Linked DNA regions of Homo sapiens: region 1 is linked to region 2. The links are chromatin loops, found by intact Hi-C in ENCODE. Cell type or tissue: breast epithelium. All regions are shown on one strand. Each heading gives the region's core, and the rest is flanking DNA. Links, peaks and the distances in the headings are about the cores only.

Evidence for each region. Peaks named below come from ENCODE experiments on the same cell type or tissue, not always from the same donor. Only the 100,000 strongest peaks of a DNase experiment are listed, where the experiment ranks them.
Region 1: it touches region 2 in a loop (24-fold over the local background); 2 of 110 quality-filtered maps call a loop at or near these places.

What each region holds. Positions count from the first base shown.
Region 1 is chr6:162,296,690-162,307,461 of GRCh38, reverse strand. The region is part of intron 2 of PRKN (parkin RBR E3 ubiquitin protein ligase); the gene reads left to right. Among named protein-coding and RNA genes, the nearest start is that of LNCR-SMAL, 67 kb to the right of the region's middle. In breast epithelium, for the core only: no CTCF peak of the experiment used is centred there; no DNase peak of the experiment used is centred there.
Region 2 is chr6:162,229,427-162,240,198 of GRCh38, reverse strand. All of the region lies in intron 3 of PRKN (parkin RBR E3 ubiquitin protein ligase), which reads left to right. It overlaps LNCR-SMAL (lncRNA senescence and mitophagy associated regulator of PRKN), which reads right to left and starts at 5,419. Exons shown (of 2, transcript XR_943203.3): 1 at 5,281-5,419; 2 at 286-746. In breast epithelium, for the core only: no CTCF peak of the experiment used is centred there; no DNase peak of the experiment used is centred there.

The DNA.
Region 1 (10,772 bases), core at 3,442-8,441, 66 kb before region 2:
TAATTTGGTGCTTAATTTGCTGCTTAGTTATATCTAGTTGGTGTTTTTTTTTTTTTTTTTTATTGAGACGGTGTCTCTTTGCCGCCCAGGCTGGAGCGCAGTGGCATGGTCTCAGTTCACTGCAACCTCCACCTCCTGGGTTAAAGCGATTCTCCTGCCTCAGCTTCCTGAGTAGCTGGGATTATAGGCGCCCACCAGCATGACTGGCTAATTTTTGTATTTTTAGTGGAGATGGGATTTCACCATGTTGGCCAGGCTGGTCTCGAACTCTTGACCTCAAGTGATCCACTTGCCTTGGCTTCCCAAATTGAGGGGATTACAGGCACAAGCCACCACACCATCCCGCTAGCTGGTTTTGTTGTTGCTGTTTCAGATCCATGGTCTCACAATGTCCTCAGGAGCTGAATGTGACCTATAGGTGGGTGGGGATTGGCCCACAGATAGATAGTTTTAAAAATACAAATCTTGAATTTAATGCCAACATTGGAGAACTGGTTAATTACACATAAAAAGCAGGATTTCCATTTTCACTTGAGTTAAACAACACACCTGGACACACTGGTGATCGTGTCCATCGGTAGCATCAGCTGGAGTGGATGTGCTGGGCCTCAGCATTGGCAGCGTGCCTGGGCCTTTGAAACAGTTGCTCTTAGCTCTGCCTCGTTGGCCATAGGCATTTGAGGTTGTGGCCTAACCATGTCATTTCAGTTTTGTTACTAGCTAATAAATCCCTTGAAGTCAGAGATTGTCTAATAATTTTCTTCATTCTCCCACTGCCTGGCGTAGTACCGGACACATAGTAGTTGCTCAGTAAATTAATTTGTTCAAATACTTCCGTTGTGTGCAGCTGAGCATATACTGAGCTTCTCAAAGAGCCAGGGGAAAACAATTTTCACACAATTCACACAAATTAAATGATTAATCTTCGCAACTCCTTTTTGAGATTCACAGGGGATCTACAGCACGTGTAGGGATTAATTTATGGTGTGGAAAGAATAACATGTAATGAAAGTATTCCCAGCTGCACATTCAGGGAAGATTTAGATGCACAAGAAGTAATTACTCATATTGGAAATTGCCCCATAGGGGTTAACACCAGCTGATCATTTACTAGAAAGTGGCCTCCACAGAGAGGGGTGTCTGGTACTCTCTCCAGCCCTGCAGCCCCTTAGAACCATCATTTCTTGTGAACCAGCATTACCAAATTACCCGACACCCTCAGTCAGGCCATCTCTGACCATTGTACATCTTTTGTTATGTAGACTAGGGTTCATTTAGGGTTACTTCTTGTAGAATTCTTTTTCTGACCCATCTTTAATTGTATAAGAATATTTACAATATACTATTTGGGAGAAAGGGAACTTATGAAGATTATTTTCCATATATTTAAAAAATAATAGAAATAACCCAATTGTGTAATAAGGTTATAGAAGATTTGGTCCTAAGAACTTCTTTTTTATTTCCATTGTGAAATAGTCAAGGGAATTGAGCAAGAAAAAGATTAAAACATGTAAAAGAAAAGAGATGATATCAACATGTCATTAACATGACATTAACATGTATATATGTAAAATATGTATCTAAAACAGATATAGATACTATAGATAGGTGTATCTATATGATAAATGTATATATGGTTTTAGATATAGAATTTTCAGTATACTTACAAATAGTTCCAAAATCATATATATTGTGACAGATAATAATACTTTAAAATACACCAAAATAATACTTATTCAGCAATCAAATGCTAGTGACACAGAGACACTAGAAGTCAGAGCTGACAACATTGATTTAACAAAACTTAATTAGGAAACTAAAAACCAAAACATTTTTCTTATAAGAATGTCATGCACTCATAGTTTTCTTATCTTCAGTTTATGCAAAATTCTAGCTAATATGGCTTTTTGGACCCATGGTCTAAAAGCATTTGGAAATAAGAGCGAAGCTCGTTCAAGAATTATACTCTGACCCAGCAAGAAGTAAAAACAACTGGACATTGAGAAAAGATCAGAAACATTATATGAAACATACTCACAACTTTAAAAAAAAAGCAATGATAATTTTTTTAAAAAATTAGAGGTAGAATGGGGAAATCACATTATAAACATGTCATGTTTATCTTCATCTTTCTGGATGTATCATAATATTAACTTTTCGAGGTTTGGTAAAACCAAGCTAAGTTTCAGTGAATAGTGGCCTGGCACTTCCGTTTACAAAGACACTGAGGGCATAATTAGCCATGACATATTGGCAAACTTTTTTTTCCCTTTTATTTTCTATACTCTAAGATGTAGTGTTTTCCTTCTAAATTCAGTTCAAGTCTTCCTTCTGCAGCACTTTCCACTTCTGCTCCCAGTTTTATTTCTCCCTTGTGTGCAAATCTTGTTTGTAATACATAACTTGGTGCTTAGGTATCTCTAGTTGGCTTTGTTGTTCCATATCTGAGGTCTCACAATGTCCTCAGCAGCTGAATGTGACCTATAGATGGGTTGGGAGTGGCCCTCAGATAGTTTAGAAATAAATATCTTGAATTGAATGCCAATATTTGGAAACTGTTTGATTACATCTAAAAACCTGGATTTCCATTTTCACTTGAGTTAAACAACACATCTGACTACCCTGGCACTCACATCTGGCAGCAGCAGCTGGAGTGGAGGTGCTGGGTCCCAGCATTGGCAGCAGGGCCTCCAGGTCCCCAGGACCCTTGAGACAGTTGCTCTTAGCTATTTAGTAATTTTTGTTTATCTGGTACCCTTAAGTCTGTCTTTTCCCCATTTGTGTGAAAAGCCAGTGGAGTAACAAAATGTTGAAAAGTTCCCCAAGTCGTTAAAAGAGGATCATATATAAGTGTGGGGGAAGTATAGATAGATAGACAGGTAGATGGATAGATAGATAAATGGACAGATGGATAAATAGATAGATAGATAGATAGATAGATAGATAGATAGATAGATAGATAGATAGATAGAACTGGATGAGTCAAGCATTACATTTTAGTTATATGGAAAGTTTTTGGTTCCAAGAAGTATGTTTATGTGTGAAACAACTTTTTCTAATAGCCATAGGCAGCAGTGTTAAAATAAAGGTAACATTTTTAGGCCAGCAGTGGTCATTAACAAAGAGGGAAAAGTTTACTACAGTGAAGTTTCCATTTCTATAGTGTGTACATAGGAGAAAAAAACAGCATAAATAAAAGATGAAAACTGACTATTTAGACGAGTCATGAGTCCTGCCAAAATAATAGGGGATTGCGGCAACATAAGAGACGACCTTCAATCACTTAAATACCAACAACCCCTGCAATTCAGAGGTGAGGAAAAGGCCTATTCCAAATGAATTATAATCACTTGGATTACTTCTATTTCTTTTTTTTTCTCCCTTCACAGAGGTAATGATATCCATTTGAGATATAATTAGGTTTATTTGTTTCAGTATGTTTTCAGTTATAGGATTGTCCTGCCTTTGTTGACTGAATGTATTTGGACCTTTAACATATTTCCAGGAGCAAAATCTATACAAAAAATTCCCTGCAGAGAAGGCTGCCTCCCTCCTCATTCCTATCCTCCCATTGCCTCCTCCTGGCCCTCCACTACCTCCATCCACCACTTGTGTTCCATCAACGCCATGTTTCCAGCTTACTCTTCCTGAGCTTGTTTTCTTAAAGATAAGCAAATGTTTTCTTATTTTCCTTCTCTGTTAAGCAAAAGATAGCCAACTATACATGTATACTTTTAAAAACAATGTCTCCTTCCTGTGGTTTACAGACATCTTTTGTAAAGTAGAGATGAATTTTGACCAGTATAATTTGATATTCTTGCATAGAGATCTTTGTCTAATTTTTTTTTACAGCTTCCTAATCTTTATTAGTTTTAACCAATTTCCAATGAAAAAGCATCTCATCATTTCTAGTATACCCAGTAGGTACTTCAGTACATGTTTGTTAATTAATGAATTTATGAACAAGAAGTTCATAGATGCATAGATGCATCTCAAAGGTTTGGATTGATGGAGAGGAATTCTTCTTCATAAGTGGTTCTGAAAGGAATCGCATTGAACAGAGATGCACAGTGGAGCACTGAGAACATTGGCTTGCCTGAAACAAAAGTTTTTGTATTGCCAAATTGGGGGAATAGACTTGCTGTCTTAGGTGAGGCAAAAATCAAAGTTCTTTGAAAACTGGGTGTAAGTTTCAATGGCAGGAATTAACATGATAAGGGATAAAATAATATTTGGGCATAGTACTTATGGAACTTAACATTAGTTGATGTAAATGCTGCTAGATTTTCACTATTTAATAACTATTGCCATTAAAATATTGTGGATTTTTTTTACACCATAGCAGAACAAATAGTACTGAATTACCTTTCCAAATATGAGTAACTAGTTTTATGTTCTTTTGACAGTTTGGTTATGTTTCCAAAAGTCACGTAACTGCTTTCTCTGGGAAGTGTGTGTGTCTGTGTGTGTGTGTGTGTGTGTGTGTGTGTGTGTGTGTATGTTTAAGGCATATAATACTCACCCATAGGCCCTTAGCATTATGATAATGTTCAATGAGGTTGGTAAAAGGGCACCAAAATAATGAACTAATTGAACAAGAAATATAAATGTGGCAGTGGGAGGTGAATTAGAGGGTAACCAAGTAATGTTAGCTTTCTATGGCTGTGTAACAACTTACCACATATCTAGAGTCTTAAAGAGACCCCTGTTGGTGATCTCACCATTTCTGTAGCTCAGAAGTTTTGGCATAACATAGATAGATGTGTTCTGTGTTTGGAGTGCCACAAGATTGAAATCAAGGTGTCAATAAGGACTGAAATCTCATTAGGAGCTTGGGGTCATTCTCCAAGCTCAGGTAGCTGTGGCAGAATTCAATTCCTATGGTTGTAGGATTGAGGACTCCATTCCTCACTGGCTCTTCCCCGGGGACTGTCACCTGCCTGCATTCCGTGCCACAGTGAGTGCTCCCTTCATTTTCAAAGCTAACAATGAACAATCTGTTTCTTGTTGAATTTCTCTCATGATTGAAGTCTCCTTCACCAGGATGAGCTACGTCTCTTTTAAGGGGTAACTTGATTAGGTTAAGTCTAACTTAGGTTAATCCTTTCTTAAAGCTACCTATGTCTTATAACATAACCTAACAATAAGAGTGACATACCATCCTATTAATGGATTCCTCTCATACACAATAGGAGGGCATTAAATAAGGTTGAGCATCTACCTTGGGTCCAAGGTGGTAGATGATTATCGTGCTCTTTCAGGTGTGAGGTTATGAAGGCCTTTACTCAAGTGGTAGAGGGGGAGGATAAAATGACTAAATGCAAACACATTTTGAACAGAGTTATCAGTAAGACTTGCTTATCGGCTGGAGAAATGAGGAAGACAGGAATAGTGAAAAGTAGTTCAAACCAAATCAAACCATTGATTAATGCAAGGACACGAGAAAAGAAAATGTCTTTGACCAGGATGCCAATGAGTTTGGTTTGATACAAGTTTAGTCTAACAGGATATCAGAATGAGAATATTGCGTAGGTAGTTGGAAATACATTTGTGACTGTAGCACAAATAAGACCTGAGACCTGAAGAGACAGGTTTGGTGTACATCATATTGGAGATATAATCGAAGCATTGAGAATAAATATGCCTTTCAGGGAAAGTGAATTCTGCACCCCCCCCCCGCCCCGGCCAATTTATTTGCTGAAGTTTAACCTCCCCAGTGAGGCTGTATTTAGAGATAGGGTCTTTACCAAGGCAATTCATGTTAAACTAGGCTGTAAGTATTGGGCCCTAATGTAATAGGTCTGGCATGCTTTTAAGAAAAGGCAGAAATACCATGAGAGCACAAACACAGAGAAAAGGCTATGTGAGGACACAGCAAGACAATGGATATCTGAAGACCAACGCAGGAGGCCTCAGGAGAAACCAAACGTCCAGATACTTTGATTTTGGACTTGCAATCTGCAGAGCCACGAGAAAATCAGTGTCTGTTGTCTAGGCCGCCCTGTCAGTAGTGTTTGGTTATGGCATCCCTCACTGACTACTACAAAGACCAAATACAGTTCCTAAGAACAGACATATATTTAGGAGGCAAGAGCAGGCAAGTGAGTGAAAGGCAATCAGAAGTTTAAGAATGCTGAGTCTGCGTCTTTGACTATACTACAAAGATCAGTAGCCTTGGGGGTTAAATGGCCTGGAATCTGGTCTTCTCTCTTCCATGGACGCGCTACTTTACTTTGGCAAGCCTCTTTAGCTCCCAAAGCGCTTGATGCACAAAGGAGAAATCATAGTGCATATCTTCCTGGTCATTGGAAGGTTTAAAAAAGTTTTTGCATTTCTGTGGCCTTTTTTTTATGTTGATATATGTGTATACAATTAAACGATTTCTTCTATAAAAATCATGTATAAGAAGTACTAGATAAATATATTATCTCTTTTTTTCAGAAGTTATAAAACTGTGGAGTTCTGATTGCATCCATTAAAAAAAAATCTATTCTTCTTTAGTGCATGTCTGTGGATGTAGCTCCACCATCAGCTCCAGTTTGCTATTGGTGTTTAGGTACTGTCATCTGTGTCCTGACATGCATTTTATTTTGTTAATGTATAGGTTGAAGACAAGGTTGTTAATGGTTGTTGGTAGGTTGTCTACAAAAAGAATAAGTGGGTTACGATGGATCTGAGTACAGGTTACAGACCTCAAGCTTTGGTGCAATTCTGTTGCCTGTTAGTTGGTCCTGTGAAGATGTGGCAGCTCAGTGGTCTTTTGTCTACATCCTGGCTCTTGACTCTTTCTTGAGTGACTGAGCTTGCCCGATAAAGGTTAACTTTAGAGAAGTGAGGTGTTCTAATCTATGTTTGGTTGGTTCCAGGCCTCCTCTATTAAAGATGCATGTGGAAAACTTGAAAAGTATCCAGGTGAAAGGTTTAAAGAAGTCAAATAATTTAGACATAAAAAGAAAAAAAAAACGCAGAGAGCTGCATAACATTCTTCAGTCTCCATTAAGGAGACCTAAAATAAGCATTTTGCATGATCTTCTCTTTTAGAAACCTAAATGAGCTCCCAAAGATATTTAACTGGCATCAAGAGGTGGAATGGATAACTGTAATACCTTTTTCTCTGTTGGTCTTTGCAAATATGACAGCTTTTCACATCTCTGAAATAGTTTAGATGGATTCTGATAGAATGTGTTTTTTTTTTTAAAGAAGAAGAAAAGCCACTGTGTTCAGAAATAAGTTTTTAAAGGCCGACAAAACACATTGAATGTCATAGGCATTCCTATTCATGTTTGTATTCCATATTTTATGAAGTAATTGTGTATGTATAGCACTGTTGTATTATCCAGAGTAGATAGTTTCATAAATCATTTGCAGCTACTGCTCTGATTCTATAATGCTACTACACGTGTTCAGTACATTTTTGTATGAAAATTTCTGTATTATTAAAAAAAGACAGCAGAGAATGGAAAGCAAACATGAGTGTAACTCAGCACTAAGTATGTGGAAAAATACCATGAGTATTTTATATAAGTATGAAATGAATAAAGCTGTAGTGAAAGCTAGGATTTTCTGCATGGAAACATTGATTCAGATTTTATGTCATTTTGGTCTAGCTTTACTTTACTTTACAATTATGTGTAATTAGTTATTTGTTACAGATGTCTTTTGAACACCTGTGTGCTAAGCAGTAAGTGTGGTAGGTAGGAAGAATTCCTGCAAAGTGGCCTGCAGCCCACTGTATGGCCATGAAAACACAGACCTATAGACACACATATATATAAAGGAATAAATATATGTATATATTTATTTAAAGGAATAAATACATATATATATAAAGGATTAAATAAAGGGAAGTGATAATGTATAGTTTATATATATTTGCATAATTTAAAGCCAAGTTCACAATAATGATAATGAAAAGTTATATCTAATTAAATAGAAATGAGCCCCATATCTTCCAGTGACTTTATTCACTGAAGCCACTGAACACTTGGGTGCACCTGGGAAAAAAATAGACTGTTTTTATCGAAGAAGCTGCTCACAAAGAGGGAGAAAAGAATAGTGTTCTAGTGTGCCCATTCCACCTTCCACCTAAGGGTAAAAACCAGAATCTTACCCACCGGGAGAGACACTCAAGCGTTTCAGATTGGAAGTCTCCTCTATTCAGCCATTGGCCTCTCTGCCCCTGTTTCTGGCATTGAATCTAAGTCGGGAGCTCACAGTGAGCCGTGTCATGGGCAGCGTCCCACCATCCAGCACAGTGTCTCTGTCTGCCCGAAGGGGCTGAGATGCCTGATGCGTCTTCGCTGTTAAGGTTGGCATCTGAGATGTGTTCCAGCAGCTCTGCCTCCAGTTCACACCTCCTTGCAGCTTTCCCCAAGAGCAACCCTTTGCCCTGACCCTGTGAGCCCCTGTGGGCCATCCTCCCTTCAGCAAGGCCAACTCCTCTTTTCAGTGCAGTAGGATGTGGAGGCTCTTTTTAGCTCCTGGAAGAGCGGGGGCTGGAACCAGGCCCTCACTGTCTTGGACACACCAGGCCATCTCTTCTGCTCCCACATCAAGGCCCTCAGGGCACATGGCGGGGCAGCACCTCCCAGAGGTCCAGGCTTCCAGCCCTCCCCTCCTCCACCTGGCTCAGCCCTGGCTCTGGCTTTCTTTTCCTGTGCTCTGAGAATCTTATACAGCTCAGGATGGGCACAGGGTCAAGAAACAGCTTGCACCTCGGCAGTTTTTCCTTACCATTCTCCCTCTCCCCAAGATTGCTGCTTTCATCAAGGTGAAGGCCAAGAATTGTAAATATGTCCTCTGGTGCCTCCATGCTGACCTCATGGGGTTGGGGGGTGGGGGGTGGTGGGGGGGTGGGAGAGTCACTAAATTAGAGAGCATATGTCATCCTGAGGGGGAAATATCTTCATTAGTACTTCCTATTGTCACCCTTCCCTTCAGGGAAACATAACCCTGTAATTCCAGGGTGTGTCAGTTCAGATTCCAGAAGAAAACAGTACCCTCAGATAGGAGGCTGAAGAAAACAGTTTTAAAAAAAACAAAGAAGGATGTCAAGACACCTGAACTATTCATGGTGCGAAGCTGTTACTATTGTTAGGTCTTTAGGGACAAGAGGAATAAATGCTGTTCCCAGAGCTAATGAGAATTGGAGCCCTAGCAGAAGGGACATCTGGTGGATGGTAAATCCTAGAGGGTTGCAGTCCCCACCGGAACCAGAGATTTCAAGCAAGCAGGGCCAGGAAGGATGGAGGGAAGCCCCAGTCAATTTCTCTCTCTCTCTCTCTCTCTCTCCCCTCCGTCTGTACCCATTGACCTCCTGGTACCTCCCCTTGTCAAAACCCAACTGGAGGTTGCAGGACAAGGGAGCCCAAGTGATTTGGCCTGTGGGTGTCAACCTCTGAGGGCACAGAACAGAATCGGAAAGATGGAAGATGGATGGATGTGTAGTTGTGTGAAAATGGAGAATAATAGGACAGAGAATCCACTTCTAGCACCCACAGCTATAATCCTGATTTCACATATTTTGCTTGTTGTAACTACTGACATGAACATACTTGTCAGAATCTGAGACTTAATATTTAGTGTTGAGAGTATGATTTTTAGCTAGGACTGGGCATGGAGGTGTCACTGGACTGTAATTAATGAAGCAGGAAGGATGAAGAGCCCACAGTGGTATGTTGCTATATTGATACATTTATTTTTAGATGATTCAAGGAAATTTATTCTTTGTCTCTCCTTGTCCTATGTGGTTTTTAATTATATTTTTCTGAAAGTGAACTTAATAATAAGAATATTTTTTTTCTGTTACTCTGAGAACAACCACTATAGATTAAATGTGTTCATGTTACAGAATATATGAATATATTTTCTGATGGAGTTTAGATATGAACCCACAATAATTTCTTTGTGTTATTACACTGTATGCCTCCTAATTCATCTGTCCATTCATGTCACATCTATTCTTTTCACTCTTCAAACAGAAGTTCTTTCAAAATCCAATCTTGTAGAATTGTGCCTTTTTTCCTTCTTTGTGCCAGATGTGAAAGAATGCCTTACATGGTATCAGACACAGGTGGATGGATACCCTTGTGCAGATGGTTTAATTGGTACTTTGATATATCAATATTACTACCAGGATCTTGTAACGGATGCCATTGATGAAACTGCCACAGTTGAAAAGGACCCAGAGCTATTTTAGGTCCCATGTATATTCTTCAGCAGAGTGACCAATACCATCACAGCCAGCTGCCTTTGCGAAACTAAGATGCTTACAAAAAAAAAAAAAAAGAAAAGAAAAATTCTAGAATCTGATTAGCAGAGCTAAGCAGTTCCTGTTGTACTGACATGTAGGATTAAGCTATGGCTTGAAATTCACATGAAATCATGGGGATTAATTTCGACTGGGCCTTTTCTAGTTAACCATTCCAGCAGTTAACTCTTGGCCCCCTTTGCCATTAATTTTTTCCTTGTAGAAGTATGATTGGACACGTCATTTGCAATATGAGAGGCCTGGAGATGTACTTTATTTTTCAGATTTTATTCTTTTTTAAAAATGGATTAGAATGATAGATTTGGAAAGCTGAGGTGGCATGGAAACGATGCTTTTTTCTAGTTAACAGTAAATCCTTGGGTAGCTGAAGACATTCTGATTATTTTCACTTTGACTTTTCTAAGTGAAATTCAACATGAGTTTCCTTCCCCTTTTTAATTTTTGTCCTCAAGTAAGAAAATTTTCTTAAATACGTAAATTAATTGGCTTTTTTCCTGCTGGG
Region 2 (10,772 bases), core at 2,221-7,220:
CCTCATTTGCTCAGAGCTGCTGGGGAGCTTCCCCCGACTCCTTGAAACAAACCTTAATGGCTTGGTTAGCAAAGTGTCATTCAAACCTGAGCGTAAAACCTGCCGGTTGGGATTATTGACATTCGTGAACAAATGCAAATGTTATAAATTTCTTAACCTTCATAAAGATTTACTATGATGTGACCTTGGACCTGGCCATAGATCTCATGAGAACAGTATGGGGAAGTAGTACTCATGCTGTTATATTAGGAAGATAACTTGTGAACACAGACTGAAGCCAACATCTGGGAGGCCTGGGTTATTGTTTTATTTTTGTTTTGGCTTTATTGTTTTAAGACAGCTAAGTTGTATAGAGTAGTGATTGGACCAAAATATTAAAAATATAAAAATAGTCGAGCCCACTGGAGGCCATGAGAACACCCGTTTCAGCTGGTGGTCTTGGTGGTCTTCTACTCATGCCATTCTCCCTAATTAGCTTTGCACTGTAATGCCTGGGAATGGGCTGCAAGCAGAATTCTCAGGAGGCTTTTGCTCTTACGCTGAACATAGTCTTGAACTTTCTCACCCATTTGTTCTGGGTTCTTTCCTTTTCATGGGTTCTCCTGACATGCAGTTGAGACGCTCCTCAACTCCCACGAAGCCGAGATGCCGTGGGAGTGGAAGTGGGTTGTATCACAGCTCTGCGCTGCGTTGGATGGCTGACTCTGGGCTTGCCGCTTAACCATGCCGGGCCTCTATTTAATCATCTATAAAATGGAAAAAATGAAACCTTTACATCATAAAATAATATGTCTTTTAGGGATTTATGCTCAAATATCTTGCATTACAAAATAGTTAAAGAGGTTTGTAGGAATCTATAAAATGTAACAAAACAGAAACAAATTAGAGCCAGGAAAAATATAGATAAAATAGAAAATAAAATCTGGGGAGATGAGTCGGCCAACCTGCAAGCTGTGTTCCTGCTCAGTGAGAAAGGCTTGTGGACAAATGTAGTTCCAGTTTTCCAGGAGATGAGCTTGCCATAGAGACGTATTACTACATACCATCAAATCCATAGTGTACTTACTATACTAATTGTATTCAGTGATTTATCTAAAATATTACATTTAAGCATTTCCCTCCTTCTCTGAAGTGTACATTCAGAGAAGTATGCTAGCGTTTTCTCTGGTCATTTGTTGGATACTTGTGCGCTTCATTTTGTGCATCATTAAGGAAATGTCAGTGATCATGGTGGTCTCCAGTATCATAGTAAGTAAACCCTTCTGTCACTGGTGCACAGCCACGACCAGAGGAGACCCCCTTCGGGCACTGCACACGTGGCCCGTGCCTCGGCATCATCCTTTGCTTCCTGCTCCACGTGCCTTGCTGCCCACACAGCTGTGCCTGGCACATTGTACCTCCAGTGGCTCTGGGCAATGTGTGGGGAGTGGACATTTCAGAGTCTACTCTGAGTCTTCTTTCTGTTTCTCTAAACCAGAAAAACAACAGAATATTCTAGGTCACAACCAATGCAGCAGAATGAATAAAAGGGTGAACTTTGGGGTCAGCCAGGTAGTGGGTCCTGGCCCAGTCATCTGGCCTCATAGAAGGCCACTTAACTCCCAGGGTCTTGGCTCCTTTTCCAGAAACAAGGAATACTAACGTCTTCCTTGGGTTTTTATTTTAAGAATTATGTATGTAAGTTGCTTTGTCTAGGCTTGATCAGAATTAGAGCTTATGTCTTCATTACAAGCTATTAACATATTTATGTATAGTCACGTGTCACTTAATGACAACATACTTCTGAAAAACACATGGTTAGACAATCTTCTTGTTGTGCAAACAACATAGAGTATACTTACACAAATCTAGATGGTATAGCCTACTGCACACCTGGGCTGTACGGTGTAGCCTATTGCCCCTAGACAACAAACCCATGCAGCATGTTTCTGTACTGAATACTGCAGGCAACTGTAACACAATGGAGAGTATTTTTGTATCTAAACATTAAAAAGTAGGGTAAAATACAAAATACCACCATATACACATGCCATGATTGATGCAGATGGGGCACATGACTGTATGTTATAGATTTAAAATACCAAACACATATACAAGCCATATGGCAAAGTATGACAGTTGGTACAATTGTAATTATTAACAACTCATTCATTTTGCTGATGAGGATATTGAGAGGAGTGCAACTACAATTCAGGTTTCCTATTTCTTCCTCATGGCTTCTTTGTAACCTACCACGTGCTCTCTACCTGGATAATGTAATATGTGCGTTCTTGCGTGTATGTACAGGGACAAAGGAGATCCTCTGGTCCCTGGACTGAGACTGCCTGTTTTCTTTCCCACCAGATGGCCAGTACGTATCTGGGAGAGATAATGAAATGCACCCTCCTACCTCACTTTTTTTTTTTTAACCAAATATCTGATATTAAAATATCAGATATGCATTTATGACAGTTCATGTTCACAGTGAAACAAAGCACCCTAAACCCACTGCCTTTTTGAATCCTTTTGGTGACTGCTTGCTTATTGCTAAAATGTTCTTCCTTAAAACTGGGATGCCATAAGCATGCCTCCTTTCTCCACCTTCTTTTTGTGATTGACAGGTAAGGCAGAACCCAAGAAGTATTTTCAACAAACTTATTTCTAGCCATTCGGCTGCCTTTGTTGTTGATAGGTAGAGCACTTCTCATTCCTAACAAAGTTGTTCAGAGGAGCACTGAGGCATTGCAAACATTTAACAGACCACTGGAGATAACATGAACAAAGAAACTTTCAATAATATGAAGAAGAAAAGCAAGAAATCATTATGTAAATTGTTTCACTTTGTGGTTAAGTGGTGGTGGTGGTGCTGTTTTGTTGTTGTTTTTATTCGCTTCACTGACTCTTTTTATGTACTAGGTCTTGCCCTATTGTTTGCATAAATTTCTTTCATGATTTAAAATTCTTTTTGTTTTCTAATAATCACATTTTTTTCCATGCTAAATTTATCTTTCCAAGTCATAAAGGAGATGTGATGAGAGACTAAGGAACAACCACCAGAACTATTCTAACCTCGTAAAAAGCATTTCTCATTAAAAACCCTGTCAAATAAAAAATAAATCTCAATTTAGTAAGAGTAGACGTTATTAGAAAGGATTATTGCAGGGGCTTAGGGATGGGCTATTCGAATAGTGGGAGGAGGATGGGTGCAATAGAAGAATGCTCTGACCATAAGATCTGCAGGCATCTCAAGGGTTAGGCAAAAGGGGCTTTTCTTTTCTTTTCTTTTCTTTCTTCTTTCTCTCTCCTTCCTTCCTTCCTTCCCTCCTTCTCTCTCTCTCTCTCCCATTCTTTCTCTCTCTTTCCTTCCTTCCTCTCCTTTCTTTCTCTCTCTCTCTGTCCCTCTCTCTCTCTTTCTTTCTTTTTTCGAAATGGAGTTTCTCTCTTGTCACCCAGGCGGAGTGCAATGGTGCAATCTCGGCTCACTGCAACCTCTGCGTCCCAGGTTCAAGCGATGCTCCTGCCTTAGCCTCCTGAGTAGCTGGGATTACAGTCATGTGCCATCATGCCCAGTTAATTTTTTTTTTTTTTGTATTTTTAGTAGAGATGGAGTTTCACCATGTTGGCCAGGCTGGTTTCAAACTCCTGACCTCCAGTGATCGGCCCATCTCGGCCTCCCAAAGTGCTAGGATACAGGCGTGAGCCACCACACCAAGCTTGGGCTTTCTTTTATACAGGGGAATAAACAAGCTAGTAAGAACTGGTGTGGAGGAGTGGGGTGGAAGAAAGACATATGGGATAGTAAATGAGAGAGGGTTTTACCCTAGGGCCAGCTTCTTCTCAGGAGAGGCTCTCTGCTGGCTGGGGTTGAGGTCAGGGTTCTGAGGATAGAGAGAACCTTCACCAAATTTAACCAATAAGCATTTCTGATTCATCAGTAGGGACAAGCAATCCAGCTAATCATTGTTGAGGCAAAGGATAGGAATTGGAAGTCTGGCCTTGTCCTATGTAGTCAACGGGTACAAGTGATATTAATGTCCCTTCCAGTTCCAAGTGCAGTTTAGTGCTTTGAGAATATTATTCAGAGATTCACTTATAGCAGTTACATTTTTACCAGTGTTAGGTGACACATCTAATTCATATGGGGAAAGGGGGACCTGGCAGTAAGCTGTTTTTGATCACACTGAAGGGTGAGGAGTTTCTTTCTTTCTTTCTTTCTTTCTTTCTTTCTTTCTTTCTTTCTTTCTTTCTTTCTTTCTTTCTTCCTTTCTTCCTTCCTTCCTTCCTTCCTTCCTTCCTTCCTTCCTTCCTTCCTTCCTTTCCTTCTTTCTTTCTTTCTCTCTCTTTCTTTCCGTCTTTTTCTTTCTTTCCTCCCTCCTTTCCTCCCTCCCTCTCTCTCTCTTTCTTTCTTTCTTTCTTTGAGACAGAGTCTTGCTCTGTCACCCAGGCTAGAGTGCAATGGTGCAATCTCGGCTCCCTGCAACCTCCACCTCCCGGCTTCAAGCAGTTCTCCTGCCTCAGCCTTCCGAGTAGCTGGGATTACAGGCACCAGCCACCGCGCTAGTTTTTGTATTTTTTTAGTAGAGACAGGGTTTCGCCATGTTGGCCAGGCTAGTCTCGAACTCCTGACCTCATGATCCACCTGCCTTGGCCTCCCAAAGTGCTGGGATTAGAGGCTTCAGCCACTGCGCCCGGCCATGAGGAGTATTTCTTTAATTTTCATTGTTTTCCAGGGGCTCAGACCTCAGGTAAAATTCAATCTTGACAATATGCATTCTTTATATGTAATGTTCGTAGATAGCTATAACATCATTTGTCCACAATATCAGAATGACGGAGGCATGTCGTAAGACTCATTTATGATAGTGCTGCAAGTCACATAGATATTCAAACAATATTAAACATCGCCTCCAGATAAGAATATTACCTGGCTAAAAAACAATAAGGCAATGTAATTATTACACAACTGGAAACACACTCAGATTCCCAGTTTACCTCTCACAGTAGAACTTTTAAAAGCAATCTGGACAGTAGGATTTAGTGGTAAGTTTTGGTTCTTCATATTTTAAATTTCAAAAAAACCTCACATAATAAAAGACAAATATCCCTTAAGCCTCTCATTCAGCTAGTTTCCTTTGTATAAGAAAAATAACATACTAATCCTTTTATACCATTTTTTTCATAAAGTTATATTTTATTCACCTAACACTGGTAAAAATGTCACTGCCATAAGAGAATCTCTGAATACTATTCCCAAAGCACTAAACTGCACTTGGAACTGGAAGGGACATTAATATCACTTACCACCCACTGCCAGTTGTTTTTCCAGATGAAAAAACTGGAGGCACATTGTGCCGATGTGCTGAAGTCCACATAGCCTGTTTGTCATGCTGTCATTTCTCCCACAGGACAGCTCTTCAAGTGATAACACAGACGGTGTCTGTCACCACAGTCTGCCCTCTATTCTTGGTTCTGCATCTGCAGATTCAACCAATCCATAAAAAATACTTGGTGGAAAAGCAGTAAAAAATAACAATAAATATAAAACATAATGCAAATTTTAAAATAAATATGAAAAGTATTAGCACAGCTCTTACCTTGTCATAGGTATTACAAGTCATCTAGAGATGATTTAAAGTATACAGTAGGATGTGTGTAGGCTATATGCAAATACTCTGTCATTTTATATCAAGGACTTGAGTGTCTGCAGACCGTCGTATCCATGGGCATCCTGGAACCAACCCTCCTCAGATCCTCAGGGACAACTCTATATTATGTTATATAACTAAATTAAAACATATGACTTGTGTCATTTCTTCCCTGGTAAATCTTTTCAATGAACCAACTGAATCAAACCTTTTAGTATATAAACTGAACTGAAATAAATCAAAATTCAGAATCCTAAAGCCAGCTCACTGGGGCCTGGCTCCACTTTTCCTCAGTTCTGTCTCCCCACCTCTGCCCCAACTCAGTGTGGCCCAGCCTTGACATGATGCCAGGGGCATTCTCCCTCTGAGTCCAAAACATTCTTAGTTGCAAATTGTCGTGTACCTGTTCTCACTTTCCCATAGTATCCTAACAACACATTCTCTGCTTTTTTCCCCCATCCTATGTTAGGTTCAATACTATGATTCTGAGCTGCATCTTTTTCTTTTCCTCATAGAATGTGTCAAAATCACATATTTATTTTTGTCATCAACTCTTCAGTATATGTCTTAGTCCATTTTCTGTTGCTATAATAGAATACCACAGTCTGGATAATCTGTTAATAAAATAAGTTTATTGGGCTCATGCTTCTAGAAGCTGGAAAGTCCAAGAGCATGCCACCGGCATCTGGTGAGGGCCTTCTTGCTGCCTCACATGGTTAGAGGACAAGAGCATGCATGTCCATTCGTATCTCCTTCTCTTCCTATGAAACCACCAGTCCTATCAGGGTGTCCCCTCTGCGATGACCTCATCTAATCCTAGTTACCTCCCAAATGCCCCACTTAAAATTAATATATGAGCTTGGGGATGAAGTTTCTAACCACATGAAATCTGGCGGACACGTCCAGTATTTCTTGAATGTTTAAATAAGTGAGTGTATTCAATAAAATGGCTTCCCCAAAAGTGGAAAATTTTTTCGTTAATTATTTTTTAATTGACCATCTTTGTCTATAAAATGAGGAGGAGGTTTTTTCTCCTCAGATATTAGAGTCATTTTAATGGCTTCACAGTATTTCACTTTCCATTAACATAACTGAGGCTATTAGTTTTTAATCCAGGTTTTTGCATTTGTGACACTGCATCAGTGAACATCTTGTATGTGCATATTTGTATAGCATTTCCTTAGAATAAGTTCCTTCAATCTGAATTACGAGATATGCATTATCTTGGTGTATTTTCAGTCAATACATTCCTTAATGTATCATATAGAAATACTTGCATATGCTTTGCTTTAAAAATGTCTATATTTTTTCTAGGATTCACATCCAAATAATAGCCAATATTAATGAATAACCTTTACATATAGATATTGGAGATGTTTTAAAAACCTCTTGGAGAGTTAATATTGAAATGACAAGATGTGCCTCTTTTTGCAGTATTCACATGACTTTTTGTACACAAGGGTGACTATAGGACTCTATCAATGGGTTTCTTTTAGAAGTCTCCATGTGGTATTATTTTACTGTAAGGAAATATAGTTGTTCATTAGTGCTCATGGTGATATTTGTGCAAAATAAATAAACACACTTTTATGCTGGTGTGTATTTCCTCTTTTACTCAATTATTTACCATGACTTTTTTTTTTACCCAAACATAAGTTTTAAATATTGATCTCTGTTAATGAGCTGCATCAGAAATTCTCCAATCTGTATTAATTAATATCCTCTAAAGCCTGTAGTTTACACACCACGCTTTGTGCAGATACTGGCATTAAACAGTCCTGTAACATATAAATGCATAGGAGGTCTTGGCGGGATTTTTTTTCTTACTTGATTAAGGCAGCCCCTGATCACTGACAAACTTGTCAAAGCCCCTGTGATCTAAAGACCTTGAATAAAGTCACAGCAGAGAGAAGAAAAAATCACACAAAGCCTTTTGCTAATATTAAAATGTTTGAAGTGACTGGCTTAATCTCAACCTTGAGGCAAATCAATGATTTCATACCAAGCGGCTGCTCCATTATATGCCTATCCTCAGAAAAGTGAAAGGAAAAGCAATTAATCCACCACTTCTGAGGAAAAGGGTCCATTTTCCCTGACATTCAACTGGCCATTTGATAAACTGAGCTATATTTAGTGAGGAAGATGGGGATGAACCCCCAGGAGTTGGGGAGTGAGGAGGAAAGGTCGCCTTTCTCCTGGTCATCATCCTTTTACCCCTGCAAAGGAAAGGAAGGCAGCCCCTGCAGAAGAAGGGGACAGTAGCCAGGCATGGGAGGGGAGCTGCAAAGGCCCTGAGCACATAGCCTTCAACAGGCACTGCAGGTCAGCAACAGTGCCGTGAGCTAGGCTCAGAAAATAGGAGTCAGGAGATGCAGAAATTGTCAGGCTAGCCAAATCCCTATGTGGCTGCTCATACCCTACATACCCCTCGTTTCGCATAATCTTGAGATAAAGCCTCTCTCCCTGTTCTGGGAAAGTGATACCTTATTCTGACACTATGTTAGAAATTGGCTTTCCAAGGGCTGTGAAATTAACCTCCCTGAGAGGTTAAGGGGTATGGAAGTGGTCACAGTGACAGACCCCCATCTCTAGGTGACAGGTGATGACACTATGATACTGTGGACACAGCAGCCTTAACCCAGCCAGGCCCTTATTAGTGAGGTGGGGCCAGAGAAATTACAGAGCACTGCATTTCCTTAGTTTTCCTTCTGTCTTCTCTGGGAGAGATTGCCTTGTTTAATTCATATATATTTTTCTCTCTCTGGGATGTAGTTAATCATTTGGGACAGCGGATCAGGTGGTTAAATTAGGCTTCCTGATTTGGGAATGAATAGGTAACTCTCTAATTTCACAATACCAAAACCTCAGCATATTCGGTATTAACCTATTGAATGGGATTACCACACAAGTATGATTTTCCTAGGACCGTGCTATGTGTATGGCTGTTATTTTCCCAAATGATCAAATTGTGATATTTCACTGTCCTAGATACAGATCCAGCAGGCAGCTGATACTGTCTGCTCTGTCTTTCCAGGATTCCCTCTCACACCTTATCACTTTGTTGCAGTTCTCAGTATAAATAAAATGCAGTTCCTCATCTGAAGAGATTTTGGGGAGTTAGGGAACACCACTGTTAAATTTTTTCCCAATGACTTCTTACCCATTTAAAAAGTATGCTTATCTATTTAGGCATAACTGAACTTCACATTCTCTGAAATCAATTTGTAATTACAAACACTATTTATAACACTGGGACAATAAATTTGGTTTTCCCTTTCAGAAAGTAAATTTTCTTTATAAACATTGAGAAATGTTAGTATTTCAGTTTACATGGAGGGTGATCAGGAGGGTTGGCTTCTGTATTAGGGAGGATCTCTCAGCTCTCTGAAATATTTTCTTTGGAAACTAACTGAGTTTAGAGGAGAGAGAGAAGGAGAGGGAGAAAGGAAAAGGAGAGAGAGAGGGAGGCATATTTATCTGAGGTTTCCAGTGAGGAGCGAATTTCCTCTTAATTTCTGAGAAAGCTGATAAGCTATCTATGGAATGCCTTCAGCACCTCCAGCATTTGTCGTACAGGAACCATCAGTCCAATGAATTTACATCACATTGGGGAGACAGGTGTCTGAACCCACGATGTTACTTTGAAATATTTTTTATGAGATAGAAAGAAGATCAGAAAGCTACAACAGAGATTTTAAGTTATTTTCAGATGGGCATGCATAGAATTTTTATAAAGTACTGCTTTAAAGAGCCATGGATACCTTCTCTTCACTGTGACTTGGTTTGCCTGGTGCAAGATAGGAGCAGTCAATTAACAGAGTTTCTTGTAGAATGCAATTCATTGGCATGACAGCAAAGCAAGAATGGGATTCTCTCCAGGCTGTTATTAGATTTCTGTGACCCTCCTCTATTGTTCACAGTTGTGTAGATTCCTATCTTCAAGTTATGTATGCTGTTCTGTATTAGAACATGAAATTGAAGTCAGTAGATCAGTCCTAGGGGACACATTGTTCTGACTAACAGTCTCTGGTGAGCATTATTCAAATTGTGATCAGAGCAATCACTAAATATAAGTGGAGCAAGTGAGGAAGTTGGTTATCAGCTGAGTGCCTTCCTCTTCACTCTTCCCCTGGATCCTCCCAGACTTCAAGCCCAGCTTGCCTCTTGCAGGATTATTTCAAAGAGGGTGTGCTTCTTCCCACTTGCTTCTAGCCAAGGAGCTGGCTTGGTATACAGCAAATGCAGCCAGCTACATCCTGCTCTGTGAACCGTCACTGTTGTCATACTTCTTGGCTCATGCCAACAGATAGACACACTTACAGTTAATTTGAGTATTCACTGGCTCCATATAGGCCAATAATATAAAAATTGCTTCAGTAAGATATGCTCATGCATATATACATATGTAATGACTACTTGATTTCAACCTACAACCTTGCTATTCAAAGTTATGTTTATTTGCACTTCAGTTTACCTTTACAATAATAGAATATAAGAATTGTCTGGTACCCAGGCTGTGAAAAGGGATGCACATTCAATTATGTTTCCTTCAATAAAGGAAAGTTTACGGAGTGCAGGCTCTGTGGCGGAGTGGTTCTAAGTACTCAGATGTAATGGTGAAAACAACAGGCAGGATTCCTAGCCTCATGGAGCTGACCTTATAGTGGGAAAGATGGCCAGTAAGCAAGTAATTAAATTAATTTGCTATATAATTTGAGCTAGTTATGAGTCCATACAGAAATGTCAAACAGATCGAAAGGATACAGGTATTGGTCGTTTGTACAAAAACAGACTATTTCTGAAAGGCTTCTCTAAGTCGAGTGCTGGATAGATTGAGGGAACTAGCTGTGCAATGTTGAGAGGAACAGTGGAAAGGAAGAGGGAATGGCAAGTGCCAAGGCCGAGGGCAGATATTGAGTTTGGTGTATGTAGATGTAGAGTGGCTGGATCTGGGAATGAACTGGTGATCTGGGAGAGGGGCAGGGGCAGATGTGTGTAAAGAATATGCATAGGTAGCCATCAGCAGGTGCTGAGCAAAGGAATAATGGGCTCTAATTCATGTTTCTAAAAGAAAAGCCCAGCCTCTGTTGGAGAAATGGCTCAGGCAGGCTGAAATGGATGCAGGTAATGGATTCCAGGTAAGAGCAG